Regions from separate parts of the Homo sapiens genome. Here region 2 is linked to region 1. Evidence: read pairs that join two places in POLR2A ChIA-PET (ENCODE). Cell type or tissue: OCI-LY7. All regions are shown on one strand.

Region 1 (2,500 bases):
ACTTAATTTCCCCCAAACTTTCTTTATATGCTACATGATTTTGGAATATACATATATTACATTAGTTGAAGCATGCTGTATAAAAAAGATCATGAGTGATTATCATATGTTAAAATATTTCATGAGTTTTTGGTTCCTCAGATAGATGAAATGCCGTATGTAAATAAAGCTGACTTCTGCAAAAATATATTTGTAGTCTATGCTATATATTCATCAGTATAGATTTACTATGTGTTGTTTAAAGGGAAGATTTCTTTAGTTTTCACCTTTAAATCAATGTAAATGTATATACCTTGATGTAACTATTATTTCTGTGAAAATTAAGTATTTTGATATTGAGAAAAAATTATTTGAATTTTTCCTTCAGCTTGTAATTATCCATACAATGTAAATCTTAGATTTCTTATGTTCATTGATCCTCTCTTCAACCAGCTAAAAGAATGCACCCCCCATTTTTACTGTTTTCTCAAAATATGTTAATTTTAAATACATGTTTTTACATATATATTTTCTTTTTTGCTTTTCTTTCTTTCTTTCTTTTTTTCTGAGACAGAGTCTTGCTCTGTCGCCAGGCTGGAGTGCAGTGGCGCGATCTCAGCTCACTGCAGCCTCCACCTCCCAGGTTCAAGTGATTCTTCTGCCTCAGCCTCCTGAGTAGCTGTGACTACAGGTGCATGCCACCATGCCCAGCTAATTTTTGTATTTTTAGTAGAGATGGGGTTTCACCACATTGGCCAGGATAGTCTCGATCGCTTGACCTTGTGATCTGCCTGCCTTGGCCTCCCAAAGTGCTGGGATTACAGGTGTGAGCCACCGCACTTGGCCTATTTTTTGCTTTTCGTATTCGAGGTGAGTTGTACTAAAGGTATTCCAACACTTAAAGGTGTTACTTTTGATAACAAGATAGATCTTTTTGCTTGTTTGATTTTATTGGCAGCCTTGAATTTTTAATATTTAATATTTTGACTGTGAGCTTCAAAAATAAAACCCTTTAAGTGAGAAGTTATCAGGGAATACTGAATTTTACAAAGTGCCAGTTGTCTGGCTGTTTTGAGTCATTGAATTCTGTAATTCTTGATTATCTTCGGAGTAATCATTTTTTGGGGCATGGTTATTTACTTTATCATAATAGTGGTAGACTTTCAGATACTCACTTCTGAAAATACAGTGGCCTTTTTTGGAAAAAAAGTGTACCTTTTCTTTCTTAGCAAAGGAATACTAAAGTGTTTTGGAATCACATGAGGATATCTTTTTATTATTTATCCAGCATTATTAGGAGTCTTCTCCCCTATCATTCCTATTTTGGCGATTTTCACATACATATTTTTCAATATATAAATCCATATGTTTTTGCCAAGGACTTAATTTTTAAATAGTTTGTTTAGTCACAAAAGGAGTGTGCGTTCAAGCAAGAGGAAATCAAGAACTAAATATAAATTAAATAATTTGTAAATGCTGTTACAGATTAAAGCCAAAACCGAACTATTACTATCAGCAGAAGCAGCAAAAACTGCTCAAAGAGCTGATCTTCAGAATCATTTGGACACAGCTCAAAATGCATTACAAGATAAACAGCAGGTAGGGAAACAGATGCAATTTCATACTATCACCTAGTGCTTTGGTAGATAAATAAATTGCAAACATGTAAAGATGATACCCAGTTTTGTATAATCTTGTGATAGACTTGCTTATCCCCCTTAATTTCTCCATGAGTTCCAGTTGAGTAGTAAAAGTGGGGGTCACATAGATGGAGATAAAAATAACAGCTTTGTTTTTGATAAATTTCTACTAGTGTGCAGGTGTGGTTGGTTTCCTGATATTGTCCTTCTCCCCTAGCCTAGACCTTGGTGTAGAGCAGTAATGTTTCCTCCTAACTTTTGAATTGTTGCCCCATCCCTTCAAGTGTTGGTGATTGGATGGGGCAGACCACCACATTTGTTTTTAGTAGGTAGACTGGACCATGACCCAAATGTACTTGCCACTTGGAAACAGGAAAAGAACACTGTATATTCTACCTCAGTTATAAGAGTTACTCCTTTCTTGGTAATAGGAGGAAGTGAGGAGCTGGAGGGAATACAGAAGCGATACTCTGGTAGAATAGAAGCATCCTACTTTAGGGTCACGGTGAATGTTGCTGGTAGATTTTTCTTAGCTTTTACTGGTAGAAATTTTTAAAATTTACTTGTTATTCAGGGAGTAATATTAGTTATTGGTCTTTTTTTTTTTTAGATGGAGTTTTTTGCTCTTGTTACCCAGGTTGGAGCGCAATGGTGTAATCTTGGCTCACTGAAACCTCCACCTGCCGGGTTCAAGCAATTCTCCTGCCTCAGCCTCCCAAGTAGCTGGGATTACAAGCATGTGCCACCGTGCCTGGCTAATTTTGTATTTTTAGTAGAGACAGGGTTTCACCATGTTGGTCAGGCTGGTCTCAAACTCCGACTTCAGGTGATTCACCCACCTTGGCCTCCCAAAGTGCTGGGATTATAGGTGTGAGCCACCG
Region 2 (2,500 bases), 150 kb after region 1:
CGAGATTGTGCCACTGCACTCCAGCCTGGGCAACAAAGCAAGACTCTGTATAAAAAAAAAAAAAAAAAAAAGAAGAAAGAAAAAGAAGAAAAGGGAAAAGGGAAGGTGTTATTCCAGCTTTTCCTAAATGTCAGTATTTATTTTACCACCTTTGCAATTTCTTCCTTATGTGACTCCACTGGAAACTGTGATATTTCAATGAATGGCTAAAACTGAATACTGTGATATGCAGGAAAAACCAGTATTTACATAATGCACACTAGCCATGTTTCCAAACAGTATGGATGCCTAAAGATTCTTCAGTTGAGGGCGGGAAAAGCCAGCAGACAGAATGAGGCAGAGCTGAGGCAGAACATAATAGAGAAAAGAGAGAGGAAGAAAGAATGTGAAAGAGATCTCACATGATGGTGTAACCCTGGATCCCGCTGTGCAAGATGTACCATTGCAGCCTTCTCCAGCAGAAAGTCTAGCCATGGCAGAAATTGCAGTGTGTTTGTCAAAATCCATTTTTTTCTTCCTTTTATGCACACAGCTAGACCACAGTTCTCAGACTCTTGTAGTTAGGTGTGGCCTGTGAGTTCTCACCTTATGTGGCCGAAGCCCATGATCACATCCCATGAGGGATCATTCATTTCCTTTCCCTACCCATTGGCTAGGAGGCTGAAGGCTTGGAGAAGAGTGCATCCTGCAGCCATCTGGGCAGGTATGCCACCATAGATCAGTGGCAAGAGCTAAAAAGAAATGTTTATTGTGTTAAGATGCTGAGATCTGGGGGGTAACTGTTTAAGCAACTGTCGATTAATACCTTAACTGATCAATCTAAAAATTAACCTTTTATTGCTAAAGGCAATTTAAGTTGCGCTTCTGTCACCGGCAACCAGAAGAGTCCTGCTTATAACATTTGGCCACTTGAATGTAATCAACGTGAGGGAGTGGCAGCATTACAGCGGAAAAATACTGGACTTAAAATGAGACTAGCCAGGTTCCTTGTTGTTGTCTTACTAATTTTGTAATTTCCATTAAGCATGCTTTGGGTTTGACTTTTACTATGACTTCCAGCTAATCTAATCTCTACTGTCACTACTTGATTCCTCCCACTTCCACAGTGGCGCTATGAAATGTATTGGTTATTTGAACCATCAGGCCAATGATAGTATTACGCGGTGTTTCCATTTAATGATTGTTTTCTTTCCAGGTATTTGGGAAAGCCTCAGAAATAATCTTAAGAACCTCTTTGAAGGCAAAAACATGAAAAGTTATTTTGGAAAATTTCAAACATACACAAAAGTAGAGAAAATATCATGGCAAACTGCCATGCAGCCATTGTCAACCTTCTAACATTATCACCGTTACATTTCGCCTATTTTCCTCTCTTCTATGCCCTGCTTCCTGCTCTTTTTTTTTTTAATTGCTGGAGTATTTTAAAGCAAATTCCAAGCATAAAGTTATTTCACCCCTAAATATTTCAGCGTGTATGTGTTTATGTATGTGTGTAGGTACATATTTATTTCATATATGCATGTATAAATTTTGTATGTCCCTAACAGATGAGGACTTTTTAAAAACATAAGTACAATATCATTACCACATCTCACAAAAGGGGCAATAATTCCTCAATATTGTCTAATACTCATACCATTTTAAATTTCCTCAGTTATCTTAAGAAGTTGGTTTGGTTTCAATCAGCCTCCAAAAAGGTCTACATACAGCATATGGTTGGGGTGTATTTTGAGTATTTCCTGATATAGGTGACTATATCAATTAGTTTTAGCTATTAAAGCACTACAAAGCTCAATGGCATAAATCAAGCTTGTCCAACCCATGGCCTACGGGACCACATGCAGCCCAGCATGGCTTTGGATGTGGCCCAACACAAATTTGCAAACTTTCTTAAAACATTATGAGATTTTTTTTGCAATTTTTTTAAAGCTCATCAGCTATCCTTAGTGTATTTTATGTGTGGCCAAAGGCAATTCTTCCCTTGTGGTCCAGGGAAGCCAAAAGATAGGATACCCCTGGTGTAAATCAACATCCCATTTTGGAAGAATTTGTGGTTTGGCGATTTGAGCTGGGCTCAGGTGTGAGAAGGTGCTAGGTCAGCTGGAGCCTGGCTGGTGTGTCGTGGTGGTTGGGGTACAAAGCTTACCTGGGATGGTTCATCTTTGTCCCAGGTGGTCTCTCATCCCCCAGTAGGCTACCCTGGGTTTACTCACCTGGTGTCAGGTTTTTTTTGTAGCAATTAGGAAATCCCAAAAGGTCTCTTAAAGCCTAGGCTTGAACTGCAATGCTGCTTTGTCACATTCCATTGGCCAAAGAAGGCACAAGACCAACTCCACCTGTTGATGGGAGAAATTGCAAAGCTATATTGCAAAGGACGTAGCTGTTAAGGAAGGGAATAATTTGTGAAAATTTTGGCAATCTACTATAGCCACTTACCAAACTTGTTTTGATTTCCATAACCCTTAAAATCTGTCAAAGAATACATATCTCCTAAAGCTTA

What was found. ChIA-PET counts read pairs that join two places held together with the same protein. Peaks named below come from ENCODE experiments on the same cell type or tissue, not always from the same donor. Only the 100,000 strongest peaks of a DNase experiment are listed, where the experiment ranks them.
Region 2: POLR2A ChIA-PET joins it to region 1 with 11 read pairs; 2 of 35 experiments call an interaction of 5 or more read pairs at or near these places.

What each region holds. Positions count from the first base shown.
Region 1 is chr12:92,812,058-92,814,557 of GRCh38, reverse strand. It overlaps EEA1 (early endosome antigen 1), which reads left to right. Exons shown (of 29, transcript NM_003566.4): 16 at 1,465-1,578. Among named protein-coding and RNA genes, the nearest start is that of PLEKHG7, 110 kb to the right of the region's middle. In OCI-LY7, no CTCF peak of the experiment used is centred here; no DNase peak of the experiment used is centred here; H3K27ac peaks cover 383 bases.
Region 2 is chr12:92,660,034-92,662,533 of GRCh38, reverse strand. No RefSeq gene overlaps it. Among named protein-coding and RNA genes, the nearest start is that of PLEKHG7, 42 kb to the left of the region's middle. In OCI-LY7, no CTCF peak of the experiment used is centred here; no DNase peak of the experiment used is centred here.